Regions from separate parts of the Mus musculus genome. Here all the other regions are linked to region 2. A link is a contact called in ENCODE Hi-C or POLR2A ChIA-PET data. All regions are on one chromosome and are shown on one strand. Each heading gives the region's core, a stretch centred on a gene start or an enhancer-like site at or near the end of the contact. The rest is flanking DNA. Distances are from core to core; before and after follow the strand shown. Region 1 holds the start of Psmc5 (protease (prosome, macropain) 26S subunit, ATPase 5). Region 2 holds the start of Strada (STE20-related kinase adaptor alpha). Region 3 overlaps Map3k3 (mitogen-activated protein kinase kinase kinase 3). Region 4 holds the start of Limd2 (LIM domain containing 2).

Region 1 (6,636 bases), core at 407-2,906, 63 kb after region 2:
CACACACTAAATAAATAAATAAGTAGGCAATGACACCAGCACATAAAGAGGAAAGAAAAGAAGGAGAGGTCTTATTACCTGCCTACAGCGTTCTGTTGTGATATCCTCCTGGAGAGTCACCACATTGGGGAGAGGCTTGATTGGAACGAGGTCCACTCCTAAAAGATGTTAACTCAGTATTACAGGGTGGAGGAAGATGTAGGACAAAATTAGTACCTAACCCACCCCTCCCCCTCAAATACCCAAGAGTCACCCACCTACAATAAGACTGGATACAGGCATAAACTTGGCAGCCACCTGCAGCCTGTGAAAGAGACAGATTTAAATACCTTTCATCCTCCCTTGGCAAGGTGACTTCTCATCCCCTTAAGAGGCACCTGTTAAGTGTAGTGGCCAAATGTCTATGCATACATTCAAGAAGCAACCTGCTGGGCATGGCAACACAGGGCTGCATTACCAGCCACTAAGGAGGGCAAGAGATTAAGACCAAAAGTTCAAGGCCATCCTTGGCAATTTTTCAGCGTCCCTGTCTCAAAATAAAGCAATTGGAGATATAACTCGGTGGTGGAGGGGCTGCCTAGCATGAGTTAAGTCCTTAGCATGAGTTAAGTCCTTAGGTTCAGTACCACAAGAGGGGGAAAATGACGCTCCCTTCCAAAATTTGAGAGAGACACATACTATGGAATATTTAATCTGAATTGTGTAATCGGATTCCCATCCTCCCCGAAAAGCAACTCAAAGCCAACCAGTGCCAGGAACGTGTCATCATAGCAGCCCCTGCCAAACGTTACCATCCGCCAGGCGCAGCACACAGGTCCAACAAGGCCCGGGCTTTCTGCAGGAACTGAAAGCGGCGATTGAGCTGGATCAGTTTGAAGGCAGAGCGCGAACGATAACCTGGATCGTGGAGAGTGGGTGTATAAGGCAATACCGTCTACGGAGGCCTTTCCCAGGAGGAAAGCCTCACAATCCCATAACCCCCTCGAAGGAAAAGGAACTCGGGACTAGAAGAAGCGAAAAGACGGGGATGTTGTTCCTCAGCGCGAACCCACTCACCAGTCTCCTTGGCCAAGTGATAGAACTTGTCCCGCCGGCTCTTGCCTACTTTGCCTTTCTTGCCCATGGCGGGATGGGGGAGTATCACTCACTCTGGGGAGAAAGAAAAAGGTGAGATCGTCTTTCCGAGCACTGGATCTCGCTTCGGTTCCTCAGGCGGTGGAGCAATCACTTACCCAGACGTTAGATAGCCCTTAACTCCGCAGGTTTTCAACTCTTAGGAAGCAGCACATGTAGGCAGTAATCGTACTTCCGCTTCTGCGCGCGTTTCCTACATTCCTGGCGTCATGATTTCCGCCATTTTGAGTGTGGCCAAAATTTTTTTGTCAGCAGGCCTTACAAGTTAAAAGTAGAGGCTAGGAAGTAGAGTGCAATAACTCGTATCCTAAACGCTAGGAAGCATCAACCAGAAGTTCTATATCTCTTCACAAAACTAGTGACCTCCAGTAGAGCCTCTACTAATACAGCCACTGTGTTTGTATCGCCACACACCCCGCCCATTGACCCGGAACTGTTCTCGGTGGTGACCCAGGGCGCATGCTTTCGCCTCCGCGCCTGCGCGATAGAGTGACTTGGATGCCGGCGATCCCTGCCGAGAGAGGGAAGATGGCGCTTGATGGGCCAGAGCAGGTAAGGATTCTGCCGCGGCGGCTGGGCGGCATCCAAGCTGAGTGTGGAGTGCACAAAATCTGAAGTGAGGGGTGGCCACGAGCGAGAGGGTCCAGTGGATCAGGGGTGGGTGGATCACGTCAGACCGGACTCTGCCTGGGACTGGATCTGCTGTGTCAGCGCCGCCCTGAGGAAAGCAGGACAGGGGTGGGTGGAAACTGAATGAAGCTGGCAAGCCGGAATGGCCTGGGCTTCGACCTGGACTTGGTCCCTCTGTTCTGCCTTTGTCTGTAGTAGTTAAACCCTGGGGATGTGTAGCTCTAGCCACAGGGCAGTGCGCTCGGTGGGTATATGGCCCCTTGAGACTCCTAAAAGTCCTCGAAGGTAGGCGGTAATTGCATCCTTGTAGTGGATTCAGAAATGAAGGCTTAGAACCAAGAACTAAGCCTCCGAAGTTCAAACACACAGACCTCGCCCATCGAGATACCAGTTTCTGAGGAAAAGGGAATGGTATTTTCCTGACCTTGTTTCTTAAGCTATATGGTAGAGTGCCTCGAAAATACTTTGGCTTTACCCTTTAGTACTTTATGCCTTTTCTTTTTCTTTTCTTTTCTTTTCTTCTTTTTTTTTTTTAACACTTACACTTGTCTTCAGATGGAACTGGAAGAGGGGAAGGCAGGCAGTGGACTCCGTCAATATTATCTGTCCAAGATTGAAGAACTCCAGGTGAGTACAGACAGCAAAGGGAGCTAGTGGAGGACGGGAGCTGGTAGGTGCAGATTTCTCTGTGTCCTTTTTCCACTGGGAGTGCAGCAAAGAGTTCTTTTCCAATGTTGTTCGTTTGCAGCTCTTTGCTTGTCTGTTTCTTATGTGTATATGTATATATGCCTGCGTAAGCTTATGTGTATCACATATATACAGATGTCTGTGCAAGTCAGAAGAGGGCAGTGGATCCCCTGAAACTTGAGTTACGTACAAATAGTTATGAGCTACTACAGGTGCTGAGAACTAAACCCAGGCCCTCTGCAAAAGCAGTAAGAAACCCTCTTGACTGCTGAGCCATCTCTCCAGCTCCTTTGTAGTCAGGAGGTACCAAGCTGTGTAAGGTAGATTGATAATCTCTTTGATGGGAATAGTGTTTAGTTAGGATTTTTTGTTTGTGTGCTTGCTTGCTTGCTTTTCCAGGTTTTTCGTTTTATGTGTTTGGGTGTTTTGCTTGCATCCAATGTCTGTGCCCTACATTTGCCTGTGAAGGCCAGAAGACAGTGTAGGATGCCCTAGAAGTGGAGTTATAGAAAGTTGTGAGCGGCCATGTGGGTGCTGGGAATCGAACCCAGGTTCTCTAGAGGAGCGGCTGGCTCATTTATCCACCTCTCCGGGCCCAAGAGTCAAATATTACACCTGTAAGGTTGCCACTCCAGAGCCGAGGCAGGAGCAGTGTTTTGAGTTTGAAGCCAGTCTGGATTACGTACAGCCCTGTCTGGAAAACAAAACCACCTACAGAGGAACCACTGGCCAAAGGTGGGAGTGGGAGCGAGAATGGGTTTGGGAGGGAAGCCGCAGAGAGAATGCCTGAACCTCAGGCACATTTGCAGTTCTTCCGTTTAGTTTACTTTTTCTTCTTTAGACAAATGTCTCACCATGTACCCGCAACTGACCCACAACTCCCCATGTAGACCAGGCTGGACTCAGTCTCAGAATTCGCCTGCCTCCCAGGTGCTGGGATAAAAGCATGAGCCTCCACACCCAGTATGGTTTTTATCCCTTTTTAATGCTTCTCTATGTGATTTCATCCCTCCTGGGTCTGAAATGAAGCAGGAGAGTGGATGCTGTTGTCTGTCTTCTGTTGTCTTGCCTTTGTCTTATTTTTGTTTATTTAATGGATTTGTTAAAATAGAATCTCATTGTATAGCCCAGACTGGTCTGACACTCTCCAGCTCCCAGCCTCAGCCTCATTAGGGTTGGAATTACGAGCCTGTGTCATCATGCCTACCTATTAGACTAACTGTTTTTCCTAATTTTTGGGTTTTTTTTTTTTTGTTTTGTTTTTTCCTAATTTTATATTTTGAAATCCTTATCACCACCACCACCCTAAATACTTAAATACAACCTGTTCAGTCTATATAATGTTACCTGTATGTATATGCTCACTTGGTATTGGATAACCAAATGGGGGTTCCTCCTTGGAGAAGTCTGTTGTCCTCTTAGCATTCCTCAGGAGCCCTTAATTCTTTGTCTAGGGTTGAGGCGCCATGAATGAACCTCTCCCCTCCGGGTTAGCAAGCAAGCCCGTTGGTGTCATCAATGCTCAGGACTTAATTTAAGCAGCCATATTGATGAGATTTCATGAGTGTGGCCTCTGACATTTCTAAGAGACAGTCTCCCAGCAGACTTTTGTCTCTCTGGCTCCTGGAATCTTGGAGCTCCGAGCCTTAGGTGTAGGGGTTGCGTTGTACGTGCGTCAGTTGGGACCCGGCACTGCTGAGTCTCGGTCTCTACATTTTGATCAGTTGTGGTTGTCTGTAATTGTCTCCGTTTGCTGCCAAGAGAAGTTTCTTGAGAAGGGATTAGAACTACATTTGTCTATAGTAAATGCACTGCAGTTAGGAATGATGCAGGTAAAGTGGTGATTGTAGGTTCTCCAAGATCCATAACTTAACTAGCCCAGGGTAGTTGGCTATGTTTCTAATACCAGGTGTGGTTTTCCTCCTGTTAAGCAGGCTGCAAGTCCAATTTGAGAACTGTTGGGCGCCACCACAGTAATCGCGGTTCATAGGCATCGTAGCTGAAGAGAACTGTTGGTTGCTCGCCCCCCCCCCCCTCCTGCCCCCGAGAAGCTTGTGTGGCGCCTTAGGGAAAAGGCAGCCAAATCAAGTGCTCTGGGTCCTGTGTGTGAAGTTGAACGGTGCCTTCAGCAATGGAGTCGTGCTTCACTCCTCGGGAGGAGGGGGCACCACGAGCAATAGAAATTGCCTGTGTTTTAGGTGGCTTCTCAGACGTGGTGGGTTTTTATTAACCAGTCCTGAATGGAGCATTATCAATCCAGATGGGAAAATTGCATTTAACTACAAGTATATCCACAGCTTATATGCATTATATATTATGTAGATAGTAATGCCTTGATGACTTTCAAACGTCCTTACTATCTCACCTTGCTCTTTCCTCCTGTATTTCTCTTCTTCCTGCTCTCTAATTAAAGTTCCCCCCGTTCTCACTTTCCCTACAAATCACTTACACCCGTCTGTTACACATCCACACACACACACACACACACACACACACACACCCACCATGGTTTGTGTGTCACTTCCCTGGTTTCTGCAGTCACTCCAGGCTATATACATACTTCAGAAGATTTGCAGCTTGGAACTGACTTCCCTTTAACTCACAGCAATTGGGCCAGAACTCAGGCTTCTCACTCCAGGACCTTCCCACCATACCATGTTACCTCTCCAGAGGCTACTCCTATGAGCAAAATAGTTTCTCTCCATTAGATTTTGTTCTTCCTGGACCAGTAGTGGTGGGCCTTTTGTGATACTTGCCTAGGGCTCATTAGGAAATCCTTTTTTTGTTTTAATTAATTTATTTTATTTATATGAGTACACTGTAGTTGTCTTCAGACACACCAGAAGAGGGCATCAGATCCCATTACAGATGGTTGTGAGCCACCATGTGGTTGCTGGGAATTGAACTCAGGACCTCTGGAAGAGCAGTCAGTGCTCTTAACCACTGAGCCATCTCTCCAGTCTCTCTTGTTAAGAAATCTTAGAGAGGACAGGGTCTTCAGATACTGCTGGAGAAGCTAAAGAAGCAACTTAAACCTGCCTTTAAGAGTCTCAGCAGCCGGGGGTGGTGGCGCACGCCTTTAATCCCAACACTTGGGAGGCAGAGGCAGGCGGATTTCTGAGTTCAAGGCCAGCCTGGTCTACAAAGTGAGTTCCAGGACATCCAGGGCTACACAGAGAAACCCTGTCTTGAAAAACCAAAAAAAAAAAAAAAAAGTCTCAGCCAAGTGCTCGCTTCGGCAGCACATACACTAAAAATTGGAATGATGCAGAGAAGATTAGCATGACCCCTGCACAAGGATGACACACAAATTCGTGAAGCATTCCATATTTTTATATGTAGCAGAAGATGGCCTAGTCGGCCATCATTGGGAAGAGAGGCCCCTTGGTCTTGCAAACGTTATATGCCTCAGTACAGGGGAACACCAGGGCCAAGAAGTGGAAGTGGGTGGGTAGGGGAACAGGGTAGGGGGAGGGCATAGGGGACTTACAGGATAGCATTTGAAATGTAAATGAAGGAAATACCTAATAAAAAATTGGAAAAAGTTAAAAAAAAAAAAAAGATGTTACTGGTCAGCTGTTTCTACCCCTATGCCTTTGTTTTGCTATCATGAAATCTAACCCTCTTAAACCATAAAACAGTTAATTTAAAAAAAAAAGTCTCAGCCAAGCCGAGCAGTGGGGTGCACGCCTTTAATCCCAGCAATTGGGAGATAGAGGCCGAAGAGTGAGTTCCAGGACAGCCAGGGCTACACAGGGAAACCCTGTCTGGGGGTGGGGGGAGGTGGGGAGTTGGAGAAAGAGAGTCTCAGCCAAGATCCAGTTTCCTACAGGCTTTGACCTTGAGTAATGGGGTTGTCTCTTGTCTCCACAGTTGATTGTAAATGATAAGAGCCAGAATCTCCGTAGACTGCAGGCACAGAGGAATGAGCTGAATGCAAAAGGTGAGAGGGGAGAAGATAGAAAAGTCAATGTTGGTTTGAGGCAGGGTTTAGGTGTCCCCATCTTTGTGCAGCGCTCAGTCTCCTCTCAGTCGACAGTGTAGTCTCACTGTTGTCTGTGGCTGTTTCCCGTGCACATCTCTTCAAAGCCCTGCTGGAAGCCCTTTTCAAGTCTTAAGTTCTTTCATCCCTTCCAAGTGTTAAAAAAATGGTCCTTCGGTGGCTGATGTTTCTTTAATGGTTTG
Region 2 (6,175 bases), core at 882-3,381:
TTCGAGGCCAGCCTGGTCTACAAAGTGAGTTCCAGGACAGCCAGGGCTATACAGAGAAACCCTGTCAAGGAACAACAACAAAAAAAGTGTATACTGAAGGCTTGCAGGAGGGGTGCACATCAGATGTCTTCCTCTGTTGATCTCTGCCAAGTTCAAGTTTAATGAAGGTTGACTAATGTTGAGGATTCTATCTTCCAAGAAGCAGGGATAGCAATTTGTGAGAAAAGTAGTACTTGATGTTTAAAAGGAGGTTAGAGATGGCTTGGTGGATTTAAAGATCACCAGCTAAGGCTGTAAAAGTGGCAGAAATCCACAGCTGAGAATGATAGCTCATGTGTGGATTCTCAGCCCTCAGTAGACAGAGACAGGAGGATCAGGAATTCAACATCACACTTGGCTACAGTCTCTTTTGAAAAAAAGAAGAGACAGAGTGTAGTCTATAGACTCCACTTCCCTTTTTGTCCCCAGTCTATTGTTGACACTCAGTACCCTCTATTACAGCAGCGCTCCCACTAACCACCTACATTCCTCACCTTAGCTTTTTCCCCTCAAGGCAAGGTTTCTCTGTGTAGCCTTGGCTGTCCAGGAACTCACTCTGTAGATGAGGCTGGCCTCGAACTCACAGAGATCCGCCTGCCTCTGCCTCCCGAGTGCTGGGATTAAAGGCATATACCATCATGCCTGGCTCTCACATTAACTATTACACTTACCAATGTGTGTATATGTATGTATATATGTGTATATATATGTATGTGCTTGTGTGTGTATGTATGTATATATTTATGTGTGTACCTGTTTCTATGCTTGGTGAAGCTAAAGGACATTGTGTATTCTACTCTATCACTCTGGACACAGGCTGACAGCCAGCAAGCTCTGGTGTTTCTCTTGTCACAGGCTCATGGCCACACATGGCTCTCTACATGAGTTCTGGAGACGGCAGCATATCTTCCTATCTACAGAGACACCTCTCCAACCACCCAACCATACTATCGCCTCATTATCTCTCCCACTACAACAGGTACCGATAGGAGAATTCACTTGTTCTGACAGACTTTTTTTTCTTCTATTTTTACCGCTGGTCCTCCAAACTTTATGTCGGAGGTCACAACTATAAACCCAGCCAAAAAATCTTCTAAGAAACCTAATTAAAGGGTGAAGAGAGTTGACCAGTTTCCGTACTATAACTAATGGTTAAACTATTAAGTTCCTGCACTACGGCAGAAGCAAGTTAGCAATTTTCTTTTTGGTAGTGTGGAGAATGGAAAGCAAGTCCGCACTGATGTTAATCAAGAACTCAGGCGCTGAGCCACGCCCACAGTCTCAAATTTGGTTAATCAACCCTCAAGGATCTGAGTCAGTCTCAGGTGTTGGGTACCTCCGGATAAGGTTATCAACTATCATGAAGACCCATCCAAACACTGGAACATAGTTCTACTTCAACGGGTATTTCAGTAAGACCGAGTCCAACCGTCTGGGAGAAAGGGGTCAAATTGAAGTACCTTAGGGTCTTAGCAGAAGACTGAGTTGAGAAGTTATCTATTTCCTAAAATTATGAACAATTTTATTTAGCCACTCCCCTTCTGTCATGCTCACTCTCCGCCACCATACTCGGTCCCCAAAACTGCTGGGACACTTAAGACAACACATTTAGAAACTCTTCGTTTTGACCAAAGCAGAGAATAGCTCTGATCTTGCTTCCGTATGAGAACTCAACCCCATTTGGAAGCCCCGGAAAAGGTGGGGAGGCCATGCGGTAGCTAGCCTCTCCGGTCCGGCAACTCTGCTCAGCATCTCCCCAGCCAGGCCCAAGCCTAATTTTGCTCTCAGGCTGTAACCTCAATGCGGGAACCCAGAACCCAGGTTAAATGAGGGCCAGAGGAGGGCGAGGGTGAGCCGGGATGGCCACTTGAGGCTCACCCCCGAGGACACGGACTCGGAGTCTGGCAAGAGGGATTATCCCTGGGAGCGCACCAGGCGGCTCCGCCACCGGGTACCTGGTCTAGGAGTCAGAGCGCAGTACCGACTCCGTCTCGGCTCCGCCTCCTCAGTTTTGTAGCCGCGCTGCCGCCAGGCCGGTTGCTGGGAGGGAGGTACGCAACGTGACATGCGCAGTGGAGGGACCCAGGGAGACTGGCCGAGCCTCGCCCCTCCCCTTCACGGAACAAGCCCCTCCTACTCCCGCCCCACGGAGGAAGTCCCGCCCCTCCCCTACGGAGAAGCCCTGCTTTGCCCCACCCAAGAAGGGAGCTCCGCCTCTTGCCTCCAGCAGAGGAAGTCCTGCCTTGCCCGGTTCTCAGAAGATGCTCCGCCTTACCCCCTGCCCACTAAGGACTCTGCTTCGTCTCGCCTCGCTTCACCCCACCCATCCCAGTGGAGGAAGCTCCGCTTTTCCCCAGAGAGAGCTTCTGCTTCCATCCCACGTTACCGTTACCGGACATGCTAGACCCGCAGTCGCTTCGTCAGGGAGAGAGTTATTAACTAGTCTTTTTTCCCCTTTGCTGAGGTCGTTCCTTATCTAGGACGAAGGCAGGTTTCCCCACGTATGTGGAAGCGAAAGACCTTGTCATTGTTGCAGTTCCAAAGGACCCTAGAGTCTCCCTCGAGTCTCTGTACCCCTCCTAACCCAGCAGCAAGAAAAGGGGCAAGGGCTAACTATAGCTATTGACTTGGCTACCAGGGGTATTCCCACCCCTCATCCCACACTCTGCGGTTCCCAAATCCCAGGTGCCATTTCACCTGGTAGGACTCCAATTGAAAAACAAGTCTTTCTTGGGTCAGTCTCAGGCAATAGAACAACAAAGAGGAAACTTACCCTTTGTGCCCAAAGTTCCTTCTCCTTAAAGCACAGAAAATAGCTCAACTAAACGAGAGCTATGGTTTGTTTTTTGTTGGGGTTTTTTTTTTTTTTTTTTTTGTCCCTAAGTGCTTCATAACTATTTTTTGGTAGTGAGGTATTTTTGAGATAGTGTCGCATGTAGTCTGGACTGGCCTTCAGATCAGCTTCCCTCTGCCTCTGCTGGGATGGGATTAAAGACTTGGTGGTATGTCCTCTATTAGCAGAAACCTGTGATGAGTTTGCCTTTATGAAAAAAGACAGCAGGGGCCAAACCATATAGGACTAATAAAATGAGGACTCCGTTTTATCATGAAGTGATTTTTAGTCACTTCAGTTACTGTGGAGTGAGGGCCCAATACATCTGTGTACATACTGTCAAGTAATGAATACTTGTTTTTTTTCCTGTCTCAGATTTATACCAGTCGACTAACTTCCAAGAATTTTAAGTTTGGCCACATCATACAGGAACTTGGAAACGCACACTACCCTCACCTGAAGATCTCAATGTTTTACACACAGCTGTAACCTTGCCTAGTGCGTTTAACATGCCAAATTTGTTCTCAGTCTCACCACATTTCATCATCAAACAAACATCACGAACTCACAAAAAGCAAGGGGACTGGAGGAAAATGCAGTTTCTGCCAGTTCACATGGTCTTTGGAATCCAGAATATTAGGGAAAGCAATACCTGAAAAGGTGTCAAGCTTCGGTTTTTATTTTTTCATATGTTGTGTGTGTACTTGTACTTGAATGTACTTGTGTGTGTGTGTATGTGCGCGCAGAAGCAGGCGGAGGAACTGGATGGGGTGACAGATAGTTGCCGGTGCTTGATCCTTTCCAAGAGCAGCAAATGCATCTTTCTGCTGACCCAGCTCTCCAGCCCCAAACTCTGAGACAGGGTCTCACATCTAGTCCAGGCTAACCAGACTGGCCTTAAATTTGGTAAACCCCGTCTCTTCTGGGATTATAGGTGTGAACCACTGCGCCGGGCTCTAATTGCCAAGGCAACCTCAAATTGAGTTTTTCTTTCTCCTTTCTTTCCCTTCCCCTTCTTTGGACTGTACTAGACATTGAACCTAGGGCTTCACAGCATTCTGGACAAATGCCTGAGCCCTAAAGCCTCTTACAGTCATTACAATAGGATGTGTAAACACTGGGTATTTCATCTATACCTAGTGACCCAGCCAACACATTTTCTAACAGGATGTTACAAATTGAGTGTGGCTAAAAGATTTTACCAACTGGATGGCTGCCCACAGTAACTGCTCAGAGAACCCCAGACTCTACTGTGACTGTGTGAGTGGCCAAATGCACAGCTTCTCATCCAGCAGTCTTACTGAGTCATAGTAAACTGTATACTAAAAGGTCAACAGAGATTAGAGTGTGAGTCCAGGGAAGTACAGGCTCCTGATGCTTTTTGAAGTATTAGTGTTAGGTGCTAAAAGATTCCCAGTGCTTTCTGAAATTGACTTGGAAAACTGGCTGCTGTTCTACTGGCTGCTGTTTTTTTTTTTTTTTTTTTTTTTGTGGTGTAGAACAAGTCGACTAGAATTACTTAATCTGCTAGGTATTTGCCACCATACGTCCTTAAGCACTTTACATTCTACTACCTAATATGAGCTTTCAAATAGCCATTTTAGAAAGGAGTAGGAAGACAAAAGAGCCTTGATAAACGCACTGGAATAGGAGGGCTGGATGTGTATCAGTAGAGTGCTCACCCAACACGGAGGAGGCCTTGGGGTCAAGTGTGTGTGGTTATAAATATATGATGCACAATGCCAGAGCATCCTTGGCACAGGAAACAGGCTTCAGTTCTATGCAAAGTGATAAGCTAAGCTACAGAAAAATGTACAGAAGAAAGCTATATAAATTTAAAATATGAATGGAAGGGGGGGGAAGAGTACTCTGGGAACAAACATGGGTAAAATACAATGTTACGGGTATGAACATGTAGTGAAGCCCATTCTGCATGTTACCTAGAATACTTTAAGATATATTTATTTTATGCATATGAGCACACCAGAAGAGGGCATTGGATTCCATTACAGATGGTTGTGAGCCACCCTGTGTTGCTGAGAATTGAACTCAGCATCTCTGGAAGAGCAGTCAGTGCTCTTAACCACTGAGCCATCTCTACAGCCTGAAATACTTTTGAATAATGCAAAAAAAAAAAAAAGTTTGAAAAGTTTAGTACCACCTTGCTCTTCAGTAACTCCCAAGGAAAAGGAATACTTTAAGGCCAGGGTGAGGACCAGAAGCTGGAGGCCAGCCTGGAATACACAAGACTCTGTCTCAAGAGGTGGGTAGGACAGCGAGTGAGCATGGGAGTGTACTCCAGCTGCCTGAAAGGCCAAGCCTATCTATGCCCTGGAAACTAGCCTATGTGATGCTAGTCCTCTAAGAAAACAGTAGATGTGTTGGTATCTACCTGTCACCCTCTCTGGAGACTGGGACACAGGCCAGTCTGGGTTACAGATGAGATCTCACCTCAAAGCAAGCAGTAGGATCCACCACTGGGAAAAATAACAGCGTTCTTTTCTTCCTTCTTAATTCAGAGGGATAAGAAAGCTGTGAACTTATACAACCTAACACTGTTTTCCTTTAAGATTTTTTAAAAATATATGTTTAGATGCCTGTATGTGCCTGCAGAGACCAGATGAGGGCAACAGATTCCCCTAGGGCTGAGATTTGAATGTGGGTCCTTTGCATGGGTAGTAAGTGCTCTCAACCCCTCGCCTTTCTCTAGCCCTGATATCTTCCTTTTGTAATAAAATCTTTTGCCGATCTTCAAACACTTGAAAAGACATCAGCCCCACGCCCAGCCAGGCTTCTCTTTACTTTGTTTCAGCAGTTTGTAATAGAAGCCATACCTACGGGTCTAACTCTTCCCTCTTACATCCTTTACCTTTAGAGTTAAATGAGGCACAAGAGAACCTGGGTGGAAAAAGTACAGAATTTGACTCTTCACAAAATCCAGCAGACCTGATACAATCTTCACACTCTCTACTTCCTACCGGAGGCTTGACGTGTCACCAAGTATTCCCCTTTCTCCGAGGCCCATATAGAGGAGCTCTAGATCTGATGCCTAACCATGAGGTTTCCTTGGACTAAAGAAACACAATTATAATTCCTCTATTTTCATTGCACCCTCCAGCTCCAAAAAAAACAAAACAAACACCTTGTCAGTTCTGACAGATAAAGTCAGAGGATAAAAGAATTCACTCACCTCATTCCACTGGACAGACGAGAACAAGAGAATAAAGTAAAACTGCACCATTGGATAGTAGTCTTGCCTTTGTAAAGTGTAAGATTATAAAACAACTTTGCACACATTATCTT
Region 3 (6,548 bases), core at 2,181-4,680, 59 kb before region 2:
TCCTGTGTCCTACTCCACTCTTTTCCCGACGCAGGCCATAGAATAAAAATCTCTTTTCCTCTGTGGGTCATGAAAAGTTGAGAACCCTATCTTGGAAAACTAGTCATAAAACCTAGAAATATTACTCTAACCTAATCTCAACTTTTGTGTAAGAGCTAGCTATAAAGAAATTCTCTGGAGGCTGGAGAAATGGCTCAGTGGGTTAAGAACACTGACAACTCTTCCAAAGGTTCCGAGTTCAAATCCCAGCAACCACATGGTGGCTCACAACCATCTGTAAAGGGATCTGACGCCCTCCTCTGGTGTGTCTGAAGGAGCTACAGTGTACTTACATATAATAATAAATAAATCTTGAAAGAAAGAAAGAAAGAAAGAAAGAAAGAAAGAAAGAAAGAAAGAAAGAAAGTAAGTAAGTAAGTTAGTTCCTCTGAACTATTTTGTTGTTTGAGAGCAGGTCTGAAGCCACTCATCCTAGAACTGGTGCTACACTTTACCTTTGAGGGAAGACCCCATTTATTGAGGCCAAGAAGAATTTCAATAGGCCTTACTGAGTTCCCTCACATCTGTTGTGTAAGGTCGACCCTTTCTGTCTGATCACATTTGCCTGTCACATTAAAGTATAAAAATGGAACATTACTCAGGCCTTTTGCATTTTATGCTGAATGCTCTTGTGTGATGTAAAACACTAAATGAAAGTTGACTTCCTCTATTGAGCTTTTTTATTTTTTTGAGTATATGCCATCCCTCTTTGAGGGGGTAGGTAAAGGTGTCATTGTTTCTTCCCTGCAGTTTCACCTGCACATAAAACTCAAATGTTTTAAAACTCTGCAAGAGCTCTAATACCAAAAGAAGGCAGTTACTAGAAGAGAATCTGGTTTGGGGTACTGGTGGAAGACAGACCTGACATTTTGTTATGTTGAATTTTATTTATTTATTTATTTATTTAGAATTATTTACTTATTTTACTTCTGTGCGTATACTGCAGCTGTCTTCAGACACACCAGAAGAGGGTGTCAGATCCTATTACAGATGCTTGTGAGCCACCATGTGGTTGCTAGGAATTGAACTCAGGACCTCTGGAAGAGTCAGTGCTCTTAACTACTAAGCCATCTCTCCAGCCACCCCACCCCCCATTTTTTTTTAAAGATTTATTTAGTTTATTCAGTGTTTTGCTCTGTGTATGTCTGTTTGAATTGGTGCTACAGACAGTTGTGAGCAGCCATATGGGTGCTGAGAATTGAACCCAGATCCTCTAGAAGAGCAGCCAGTGCTCTTAACTGTGGAGCATTTCTCTAGCCGCTGTCATGTTGAATTTTAAATGCCTTTGAGACAGTCGGACGCGTGGGTCTTGAGGCTGGCGATGTAGCTCAGTTGGTAAGTGCATGCCTCATAAACCTGAAACTTGACTTGTAGCACAGCAGATATTACAGGACTGCAGCTCAGAGAGAAGAAAGACAAAGCTAGAAGTAGTATAAAGAGTGGGGGAGTGTTGAGGATAAAGGGTTACAATTGACACTTTTATCCACAAGTGTCTAGGTGCTTACTATAAGCTGGTCCAGTGTAAAGCTTTCTAGAGGTAAAGGGACATGGGAAGAGACCAAGAGTCAAAAGCTGAAGGACTAAGAAAAACACTAGTGGAAGAAATGGAGTCAGTGGAGAAGTCAAAGTTAGTAAGTTTTAGCAATTCAGCCTCCTGCCTGGTTCTTCTTAGTCACACCTGTGAGTAGTTGAAAACTACAACCTGAGGGAGACTCAGCTCTCATTGCAGCATGTGTACAGCTGGAGGAGTACAAAGGACCCCAGTGCAGTTATAGAAATCTTTACTGAGAAATTTCCTCATACTGGGTTGAAAGTCTGCCTTTTCTCAGTTTACCAATTTATCCTTATAAGGTTGCCTTAAGCAACTCAGATAACAGAGATTAAGTATTTTATATGACAGCTCTTGAAATATTTGAAATTGCTACTGTTAACCTTTTTTTCTATCATAACAAATACACATTGAATTCCATCATTTTCAAGCCAGATAATCTGTTAAATTAGTTTGTGCTAAAAACAATAACAACAACAACAACAGCAATAAAAACCCAGGCAGGTACAGTGAATCATGCCTATATATTCCCAGCATTCAGGACATTAACGTAGTATTGTAATTAGTTCTAGTCAAAAGCTACAGTGCGAGGATACTGTCTCAAAACCAACAAAAATCCGTGATCATGAATTTACCTCAAAGAATGAATAGCCTTGTGAAGAGATCATTAGAGAGACAGATGGAATTTCCCTATATGAGTCTATCCTTTATATCTTTGCCTATGGAAATTCAAGCACTGTTCCTCCATAATTTGCTGGGTGGTGCCCTGAAACTACATAGTCAAATCACAACTAATGTATTTATAGAAGGTACATTCTAATCCCTTTGTCCTAGTGTATCTTAAGAGCCTTTGCCTCTGTTACACCGTCTTCCCTCCCACCCCCAGTACAGGGGGTTGAACTCAAGACTCTAGCCATACTTATCAGCGCTCTACCTGAGCTATACCTTTCTTGCTTTTCCACTTTAATCCCATGGTCAGCAGGCCAGACTGCAACCCTGAAGATCAGTGGAGGCAATTGATCTTTTGAAGGTGTTTGGTGAAAGCTAGTGGCTTAAGGGGTGGGGTGGGGTGGTATTATACATACATATATATATATATATATATATATACACACACACACACACACAGCCTCTATCATCATACACATATACAGTATACCATATATATGATCAGAATATTTTAGAGATCTCAGCAAATGAGAGGAATAAGCTTCTAAAGAGAGGGAAGACAAATAGACCACAGATATGTGAACTTCAGCAGGAGGTGCTTTGTGGAATCTAGGACAGTAATGCCGTGAAAAGGAGAAAAATATCTACCTCCAAGTAGAGGGTGAGTTCAGATGAAGGGAAAAAGGGAAAAGCTGGAATCTTATTATAGCAATAGCTGGTAGCAGAAAGTCAAAACACTGCATAGTATAAACTTCCAGTCCCGGGACAAGAAACCATGATGGTTGAGGTGGTTTCTGCTATTACACATTGAGAAAATAAAATGGTCTCCTTCCTTCACTCCAGAGGTTCTTTTCTCCTCACAGTAAATTCTGTGATACTACGTAAGATTATAAAGTGTATGATGATAATACCTGCTTAAAAACTGAAACATAGGTTGCTGCTAGTGTCTGTGGGATAGAAAGGTTGAGAAGTATTTTTGTACAGCCTTATCCCCCATGTTAGCAGTTCAAGAAATGTTGCTTCCAGTTTTCTATTGAAGAAGAAGAAAAAAGATTAGATTACTGTCCTATCTCATCTGTCCCCTAAAAGAGAAAAGGATTTAGAATATCTCTTTGTACTTGCAGTGACCTGCACATTAACACTGACCCAAAGCCCTAGAACTCCCTGTGGAGGCAGCTTCCTGATTGCATCAGCTTCCTGATGAGGGTTCTCTGAGGAGAGTGAGAGGCTGCATTTCAGCCTCAGTCAGAATACAAACAGTTTCTGCTCGGCTTCTCTGGGTTAAAGAAACTAGCAGAGTGACATAATCTGGGACGAATTGTAACAGCTCATGCTTAAACCCTGGACTTCTCTTTCCATTTAGAATGCCTTCAGAGGAAGCTCTTCAGATAGGCTTCGGCGATGCTGCCTGGGCCTCTTGATGTGGCTAGAGCAGCACAGCCAGCCTGGAGTATCAGTAAAGGCTGTCCCCTGGGAGTCCCCCTCCCATCCCTTGCCATCCCTCCCACCAGCGTGCCCTCAAAGACTGTGGAGTCAGTTGTGCTTTGATAGTAGAGCTCTGCACCTTCTGGAGCTCTCCTGGGCATTGCTAGTAAATATGCTCAGCAGCATCATGGCCTGTCCGTCTCTCACTTGTTCTCAACGGTTGATGTGCCTCTCATTGACTCAGTTTTTGAAATGAAGATAAAAACAAAACTGAAAATACCCTGGAGCAGTCATGCTGCCTCCTGCTGTTTCCATTTGCTTCCTCTGATAGTCACTGGTCTGGGGAGACTTCCCTTTCCTGCTCCAGGCAGTGGGCCTGTGCACAATAGCCCCTGGCATGTCGCCCATCAGATAGCAAGGCTGGTTTTTTGTAGGCCACAGTGTGGATTGGAAAAAGTGAAAGTCTCTGGCTGGAAATAAAAGCTCAGAAAACCTTTGCTCTTACCCCACCCCCACCCCAGGCCCTCCAGGGTCTGCGGCAGTGGCCTTGTATACTAGATTGATCCCAACTGCCAAAGCCAGGGGGAATCAATCCCCTACTACTACTAATATCAATATCAAATATCACCAACAAGAAAGAGGGTTTTTTGTTTTTCTAATTAATCACTTATAAGAGACTTTTAAGTTTTGTTCTAGGTAAAATTATAGTCTCTTCTTATTCTAGAGCATCTTGGGTTCAAATGCTAGAAAAGAACCATTGTAATTTCTTTCAGAAAGAAGAGATTTAATATAGAATTCTGGATTATGGAACTAGTGAAAGTGAAAGAAGCAGACACACAGGAGGCAGGAGTCATCTTAGCATTTCTTTAGTCTTGCCTGTCCTGGAACTCACTCTGTAGACCAGGCTGACCTTGAACTGACAGAGATCCACCTGCCTCTGCCTCCTGAGTGCAGGGATTAAAGGTGTGCGCCATCACTGCCTGGCATCTTAGCTGATTTTATTGCTCTGTGAGTTGAGTTCACGGCAGAATATCCCTAAATTTATACTCAGAGCAGCTTTAGTTTCTATAGAGCTTTAAAATACCTAGATAAATTGTCTCCTGCAGGCTGCTGAGATCATTTCAATACCATGGCTCAGGTACTGACTTACTTCAGAACTGGTAGCTTTCACTCTGTGATGGAGTGGTTGAGACAGGAAGTACACAAAATTCTTTGCCTATTTTCAATACAATATTATAGCTTTATGTCAGCCCTCTATGTCCTTGGGTTGATGCTATTGGGCTTCTGGAGTTGCAAGGATAGTTTATTGAATATACACTCTAGGGGATATAGCTTAGACCTCAGAAGCTGAAAGCTACTACCTCTAACATTTCTTAGGGCCAGCTTATAAAGGCTAACACTGCAAAATCCACAGTGAGCTCATACACGGGTGCAGGAAGTGCTCCCTGCTGGTCAGCCCGGACTCAAGCTATTTTAGACAAAACCGTTCATATGAACTTTATGACGGGCCCTAAGTGAAGCTCATGGTTGTAGAATTTCTTGGTGTGTATGTTTAATAATCTATTCCTGTCTGACTGAGATTGGTCTTTGTGTGGTTTGTGGGGTGACTCCTGAGCCCCAACAGATGCCTCCAAGAATCAATGGAAGTGTTCTCGGTGGTAATTCATCAAATATCTTCAGTAAAACCAAAAGAGCCATGTTGTGGAGCAACTGACTTCGTGTGGAAGAAGGAAGAACGCAGTCTCTTGAACCTGAGAATCATTTAATCTCTTTAGAAGCTGTCCTTTAATCACTGAATGTGAGACTCCTGTCATCCCAGCACTCAGGAGATGGAAGCAAGAGGACGTGTTCAATTCTGGCCTACAGTATATGGCCCTATCAAAAGCAAACGAAAAACAAAAGCTGTTTTTCCCTAGGCATGGTGGTAGGATGCCTTTAATCCTAGGGCTCAAGAGACAGGAGCAGGTTTATCTCTGAGTTCAAGGCCACCCTGGTCTTTCAGGCCAGCCAGAATTATATAGTGAAACCCTGTCTCAAAACAGAACAACAGCAAAAACCCATCGTTTTCCCAGCAGTTGCCTATTGCACTTTTTTCCCAGTATTTTTCTTCCTTCTGTTGCTCCTCCTTAGCCTCCCTGACTCAGAAAGTTTTGTTGAGGTCCATTTGTTTATGCTCAATATATTTTCTCTGGGTTTTAAAAGCATCTCAGCCAGACTCTTCAGCAGTCCTTACAGTATAGATGGACCTGCCGTCTATCTGTCCTGCCGTCTATCTGTCCTGCCTGGAGTGCAGGCTGAGTGAGCTATGTACAAAATTAAAACAGTACGTATCCTAAATTTTCCTTCTGAAACTGGTTTCTGTTAGAAAAGAGTGAAGTTGGGATGGCTAGGCACACCTTCCAGAGTAGAATGAGTCAAGTTCTTCCCCACACCTCTAGCTACTAAACTTGTTCTCTTAGAATTATATCGTGAAACCCTGTCTCAAAACAGAACAACAGCAAAAAACCCATCGTTTTCCCAGCACCTTTGCCTGTTGAGCCATCTCATTGACCTTGTTAGTATTTTTCTTGAACTGTCTAAAGATTGTTTTGTTCTCAAGATGTTTCCACAGAACATCTTGCCCGCAGAGTTCTACCCCAGAAAACTCAATTTAATAGCCGTGAAATAATTTGTTAAGGGATGACACCTTGCCATTTCTGGTGTCTGGGGATTTCTGGGTTGTAGGAGAGAGATAGAGGGTATAAAAGAGAAAAGGATTCTTAGGTTTCTGGCTTTCTTCATGGTGGAATAAATATGTTCCCCCAAACAGGAATCTAGGGGAGCAACGTCGAAGGCCAGAAGACAACCTGGTAGCCTCAGTTCTCTC
Region 4 (5,891 bases), core at 2,214-4,713, 33 kb before region 2:
GGTTGGGTACAATGCCTAACACCCAAGTTGAGGCCTCTTAAATAGAACTTGAAATGGCTGCCAAAAGCAGCCTGTGATAACTTGGCCAAGGTGGCCCCTCTCCTTCCCTTTTATCCCAGCGCGTCACTGGGACAGCACTGGTTGTCCATCTGAGCCGAATCCATCAATAGCTGAGTTCCTAGGACCATTCATGGCATTTTGTAGTCTTCCTGGCCGAGGGGTTTCCCTTGGTCCCTTACAGAACATCAGTCAGAGGCAAGGTCTCACTATGTAGCTCTGCTGTCCTGGAACTCACTACATAGAACAGGCTGATCTTGAATGCACAGAGACCCACCTGCCTCTGCCTCCTGAGTGCTGGTATTAAAAGCATGTGCTGCCACGTCCAGCCCAGCCACTGTTTCTTTACTGCAGCAAGAGACCATCCTTGTCCCATAAATCCAAGGCTTTGTCGTGCCTGCTTCCCAGATGCCCACCTGAAGGAAGTCTACAGTGATTCACCCATTAGCAAGACCAGAGGCCGGGCTGCCTAGCAGCCTTTGACCTCTTGCTTACCGATTCATCTGTCCCATAGGCAGTTTGCAGAAGCCAGGAAAATAGGGCTTGGGGCGAGACAACTCAGACTTCCACTGAGGGAGCATCTTCACACTTGCCTTGTGCTTCTGCTGTGTGATGTCGTCCCTCAGTGTGCATGAACTCTGAGGAGCGCAAAGTTTGCCCCTGGAGGTCCTGGCACAGTAGCTGTGACATCCCACTTCATACAAGAGGCTCCAGGAAGATGACAGTCATGAGGAGAGAAGGTGGAAGACGTTGTACTGGCAGCACTTGATAGGCTATGGATTCCTACCATTCTTTGCAGATTTCTAGGGTAAAGGACTAGGAGGAAATTGGACAGCTGGAATCAGCTAGCAGAAAGGCAGACACTAAGGTCTTGGCCAAGTCAGAAAGGTTCTCTTCTGTACTCAAGTGTAGTGAATTAACCTCTGAAGAACCGAAGCCAGGCATGGATGACACAGGCCTTTTTAATCCCAGCACTTTGGAAGCAGAGGCAGGCAGATCTCTGTGTTCTAGGCCAATCAGAGCTACAGTGAGACCCTGTCTCAAAAACCCAAAACATTTGTGTGGTTGCAAGCCAGTGTGCCTGGCTACTCTGGGACGAGGATACACAGTGGGATTTCAGGTTTGACAGCTTAACACCCCAAGGTGGCACAGACCACCAGCCCCTTTAAGGCCAGGAGTATTGTGGGCTGTCCTCCATTCCCCTCGCTATGAGGAGTCTGCTGCATGCCTGCCACAAAGCATCCCCATCAGGCCACACAAGAGAGTCAAGAGCTGTTTAAATGTTTTTAAAAGAGGGTTGATCACAACAGAACAGCACAACAGATGGAGGAGCATAGCTACTGCCGACCCTGTCAGCTGAGGCTCTAGCAAGAGCTTTAGCTTTGTGGTGCAAGGGACCCCCAGACCCTGAAGGCTGCAGGCTGTCTTGCCTCTTCCCCAGCCCTCCCCCCTCAGCGAGGTGGCATCTATGAGGCCCAGTAGATGGCACTCTCCCTCTTCCAGTCTCTGTGGCTCATTACCAGGCTAAGGGGCAGAGGTAGATGGGGAGACAAGGGGGTACACAAGGCCCAGGTGGCAGTGAGGGAGCTTGGGACCCTGAGGAGGGCATGCTGACTCCTTGCTGGAGAAAAGGCACCTAAGTAGGGAAGCTGGGCTTGTGGGCCTCCCAGGGAGCCGTGGGGTGAGATGAGGTGGACTAAAGGACACAGTATGGTGAAAATTCCAATTCTGGTTCCCAACGCCAACCTCCCATGGGAAAAGTAAGGAATCCTGGAGCAGAGCCTTATGCCTGAAACCTGTGTGAGGGAGCCTCATCCTCTCCCACCCCGCGCCCCCGGGTTAATCTCCTTTCCACTGCCCAGCGGGAGGCCATGTGCTGGGAGGGAATGGGTGTTAAAGGGGTCTCAGGCCGTCTTGGTGCCTGAGTCCACCTCCTTGTGGGCCCAGAGCTCCTTGTGCTGTTTACGACCAAACCCTTCATCGTAGTTGCCTTTACTCTTAAACAGCTGCTGAAAGTGAGGTCTGCAGTAAAATTCACCGTGCATTGCAGCATAACTGCCCAGGCTGTGGAAGCAGAGAACATCTGGGTCAGTCTGGGGCAGGGCGGGAAGGTAGGGTAAGGGTGGGCAAGTAGGTGGGCAGGCCGGGACAGGGCAGGAGCGCACCTGAGTTTGGTGTGGCAGTGTTTGCAACAGAAACAAGAGTTGTGGAAAATGAGCTTGTCTGCCACCAGCCGCTCCATCGGGTACACAGTCTTCTGGCAGGCTGCACAGGTCTCCTTCACCTGAGCCCGCAAGCTAAAGGACTGTGGAGTAGGAGCAGAGTACACTTAGCAAGAAGCCGGGTTAGCGCCGACCCTTTCCTCTGCCCACACCCACCCTTAGGACCCTACCTTAGACCGCTGTACCGTGCTGCTGCCACTGCTGCCTTTGGCTTCCTGGGGGAAGAGGAAGAGTCAGAGGGGTCAGCTCTCCGGTGGCCCAGCCCACATCCCAGGGGCACTCGAGGTGGCACAAGGTGCCAAGCAAACAAGCTGCTCTTGTCCCCTTGACTCCTCCCCACCTGGCTGGACACCTACATGAGAGGGGGTGGCCTGGGCGGCTCCGGCAGCTTGGAACATGGCTCTTCAGAGGTGCTTGGTGGCCCTGGAGGAGATGCCGAGCCAAGAGGGTTCTGCAAGGGGAAGTCAGTCAGTGGGGCCCCATGAGCCCTCCCCCACTCTGCAGGCTGGGGTGTTTTTAGGCAGGGGGTTGGGGGGCTGCGGTTGGGACTTTCCCTAAGTCATTTCCTGTTGCTCTGGGTCTTGCCACTTCCGCCCCTCACCCACCCCCAACAGCCTACCCGCCCCTCATACAGCCCCCAAGGGTTAGGGGGTCCCTGAGTGGAAACATATGTGGAGACAGAACAAAGTTAGCGAGAGTGGCCGGGGACAGGGGCTCCACGGTCTTTGCCTGTGGGAAGCACAGGCAGAGACCCCGCCTGGGATGAAGGGAGGTCAGCAGAGGTCTGGGCAGGGTACCGCCAGACCCGCGCGCCCCCTCACCGGGCTTAGACGTCCAGCCCCTAGACAGTGCTGGGCCCGACCTCCTGCCTGGCCAGGCTGCGCTGCCTCCCGCGCCCGCTCTTCGGGACCCCAGACCCCGAAACCCCACCCCACCACGAGCCGGCCCTACGGGACCGACGCGAGCCTCGGGATCCCCGCGAGCGCAACGCGCGAACCGCCAGGCGGCGTCGGCCCCGCAACGCTCCGCGCCCCTCCCCCCGGCCGCCGTGGGTCTCACCGGGCCCGGCCTGCGCCGCGGGGCGGGGGTCGGTCGCTGCGGGACCGCCTCGGGTGCAAGTGGCGCGGGCGCGAGCTGCCGCCGCTGCCAGTGGTCCCCGAGCGGCAGCCGCCGCCTCACCGCGGCGCCGCCCCCGCCGGCCCCCGCCCCGCGCCCGCCCATTGGCTCCGCGCGCCCGGGGCCGCCTCCGGGAGAAGCCGCCGCCGACCCCCCTCTGTGCTTTGTCTTTCCCTTGCTCGCCGTCCCCCCGCCTTTGTCTGCCCCCACATCGCTTTCACAGCCCGCGCTCTCCCGCCTCCCGGAGCCAACCTCCTCTGCCGCTCGTGGAGAAGGGACGACGGCGGGGACCGAATCGCAGATCTCGGGAGGAGACGAGTTCAGCCTGCGATCGACACGCAAGGCTCTTCCGGCGCGGACCTTCAGAAATGGCCTGGGCCTTTACTGCCTCGGTTTACCCGTTAGCCGTTGTGAACGCAGTCCCATTAGCTCCGCCCCCTTCTTGCGCTCTTAAGACCCAGTAGTTTGAGGCACCCCACTGTGGGGACTCGGGAGGCAGGTCCACTGGCAGCCACGGAGTCCTACAGAGGAAGATGGAGGCGGCTCGTAGTCCCTCCGTATACCCCGATGTTAGGCCAAGGGAGCCGGCGGTGGGCCCATGTCACTACTGAAGGGGTGTGACAGATCCGCTATCCGAGAACTGCAGCCTTGTGGTTTCCGAAATCACCAGCCCCCTTAAGCTCGACATCCTAAATGGTTTCTGTGACCAGATTTTGTGGGATTAGTAACCTCGGGCCTTGCCATGGCCCAGGTCAAGCCCCTATCTGAAAGGACCCACTTCCTTGCATCAAGCACACCTTGTTCCACCGAAGGGAGCAGAGAGCCATTTAGGCTGGAGTTGTTTAGAGAACAAAGTGCAACAAGAGCTGCTTTTGCCGCTCCGCCCCAGCCCACTGCACAGCAGGTTGAGGGGAAGGACTCTAGGCAGCAGCATCTAGGGCACAGACTTCTGCTGAGGGCTTTGCCTGAAGCCCAGCTGGAGACTGTCTTCACACAGCCCTCGGCGACATATTTCCACACCCCTGTAACAGGAATAAAACTGGTGGCTCTAGCGCAGGCCCACGCGTGTCAGGGAACAGAACAACTTACCGCCTCCTGCCTGGCAGGGGAACAGGGAGGCAGCAGGCAGCATCACCCATCCCCACCCGCGCCCCACTGTGGTGCTAATGCACCCACGCTGAGCTTCGCTTTTCTCCCTCAGCCTCAGGTCGATGTTTGCCTGCACTGAGGCTCAGCCTGGACTTCGTAATGGGTGTTCCTCCACAACTAGGGGTGACTCTTCCTAGGAAAAATTATCCACACCTATCATCAGATTCTCCAAGGGAGCTGTTTTGTACAAGAAGGGTGAAGCCCTTAGGGACACCAGGCAGCTGCTCCGGGGCACTGATTGGCAGCCCGCCCTGCTGGGACCATCTGTGGGCAGAGCTGGAGAAAGCTACCACAGTCAGCAGTTAGCTAGGAGGAGGAAGGATCGAAAGCAGCTAACTGTGGGCCCACGCCAGCGTTCTGAGTTCGAAGCCACCCAGGGCTACAAGTCATATCCTGGTACACACGGACACACACACAAAAAATTTTTTTAAGTATCTGAGAAAAAGTTGGGCAGGGGCTAGAAGCGCTGGAGTGTCACATGAGCTTCTGTCACATGCCATTTCAGGTCCCCTAGCCTACCTCCAGTAGGAAAATTTTTTTAAAGTTTCTTTAAATGTTCTGTAGTTGTTAGACAAGATCTCTAGCCCAGGCGGGACTCAAACCAGCTATGTAGCAAAGGGTGATGTTCAATCCCATCCTCTCGCCTCTACCCCCAAGTGCTAGGTTTATAAAGTACTCTGAGCCATGCCCAGTAGAGAGAGTCCTGAGGAGCTGGGGAGCAAAACATGGCGCTTGCCAGGCGGTGGTGGCACACGCCTTTAATCCCAACACTGGGGAGGCAGAGGCAGGCGGATTTCTGAGTTCGAAGCCAGCCTAGTCTACAGAGTGAGTTCCAGGACAGCCAGGGCTACACAGAGAAACCCTGTCTGGGGGGTGGGGGGGACACACGACATGGCACTTCACGTCTGCTGTGTGAGTACTCTGCCAACCAAGCTGGACTCCCAGCCTCAACTGTAAAACTTCCTAAGAAAACATAAAGTTTCCTTGGGGAGCATTTGATGGTCTGAGAATTCTCAGAAAAAAGGGGCATAAGACCTCAGCCAGAGGTGAGGGCCTCACCCAGGGGACTGGCAAGGTGGAAAATGCTGAGCTGGGGTTGTACACGTGGGCATGCACAGGAACAAGGTCAGAACAGGTCCCCTTGCTCCTCATCCCTGGCTGCCAGCCAGGACGACAGGTTCTTGGGTTACACTTGCTGGGTATTAGTACCAACCATAAGGAGACAAACATCAGGTTACAAGACAAAATCTTCCACCCCTTGCTGCCCAGAGGTGGGCTTGGCTAGTTGCCAGCACTGGTACCCTTTCTGATAATTTTGCCAAGGCAAAATCTAATACTAGGGCTGGC

What was found. Hi-C counts contacts between places; a loop is a spot of excess contacts on that map. ChIA-PET counts read pairs that join two places held with the same protein, here RNA polymerase II (POLR2A).
Region 1: POLR2A ChIA-PET joins it to region 2 with 17 read pairs in Patski. The contact joins the promoter of Psmc5 here to the promoter of Strada in region 2. A Hi-C loop is called at or near these places in 6 of 37 maps with a recorded cell type or tissue (adrenal gland, gastrocnemius and left cerebral cortex). POLR2A ChIA-PET finds 5 or more read pairs at or near these places in 3 of 5 experiments (Patski and embryonic stem cell).
Region 3: POLR2A ChIA-PET joins it to region 2 with 13 read pairs in embryonic stem cell. The contact joins the enhancer-like site here to the promoter of Strada in region 2. POLR2A ChIA-PET finds 5 or more read pairs at or near these places in 3 of 5 experiments (Patski and embryonic stem cell).
Region 4: a loop to region 2 is called in a map of left cerebral cortex, with 8 times the contacts of the local background. The contact joins the promoter of Limd2 here to the promoter of Strada in region 2. A Hi-C loop is called at or near these places in 10 of 37 maps with a recorded cell type or tissue (T-helper 17 cell, adrenal gland, gastrocnemius and 2 more). POLR2A ChIA-PET finds 5 or more read pairs at or near these places in 4 of 5 experiments (Patski and embryonic stem cell).

What each region holds. Positions count from the first base shown.
Region 1 is chr11:106,254,529-106,261,164 of GRCm38, forward strand. It overlaps Psmc5 (protease (prosome, macropain) 26S subunit, ATPase 5), which reads left to right and starts at 1,657. Exons shown (of 11, transcript NM_008950.1): 1 at 1,657-1,686; 2 at 2,320-2,391; 3 at 6,325-6,394. The coding sequence starts at 1,663. Ftsj3 (FtsJ RNA methyltransferase homolog 3 (E. coli)) reads right to left here and starts at 1,556. Exons shown (of 21, transcript NM_025310.3): 1 at 1,233-1,556; 2 at 1,057-1,149; 3 at 792-897; 4 at 258-304; 5 at 79-158. The coding sequence starts at 1,123. It overlaps Gm23645 (a small nuclear RNA gene), which reads left to right and starts at 5,678; the gene lies at 5,678-5,785.
Region 2 is chr11:106,191,472-106,197,646 of GRCm38, forward strand. It overlaps Strada (STE20-related kinase adaptor alpha), which reads right to left and starts at 2,132. Exons shown (of 13, transcript NM_001252448.1): 1 at 1,995-2,132.
Region 3 is chr11:106,131,326-106,137,873 of GRCm38, forward strand. The region is part of intron 6 of Map3k3 (mitogen-activated protein kinase kinase kinase 3); the gene reads left to right. Among named protein-coding and RNA genes, the nearest start is that of Gm10840, 25 kb to the right of the region's middle. Within about 2 kb of position 3,431, at least 3 of the 3 ENCODE cell types and tissues checked have a DNase peak (open chromatin) inside an H3K27ac peak, as active enhancers do.
Region 4 is chr11:106,156,713-106,162,603 of GRCm38, forward strand. It overlaps Limd2 (LIM domain containing 2), which reads right to left and starts at 3,464. Exons shown (of 5, transcript NM_172397.4): 1 at 3,339-3,464; 2 at 2,636-2,730; 3 at 2,450-2,494; 4 at 2,223-2,362; 5 at 1-2,121. The coding sequence starts at 2,677. The coding sequence ends at 1,962. It overlaps Gm10840, which reads left to right and starts at 2,676. Exons shown (of 2, transcript XM_030246469.1): 1 at 2,676-2,746; 2 at 3,048-4,447. The coding sequence starts at 2,676. The coding sequence ends at 3,849.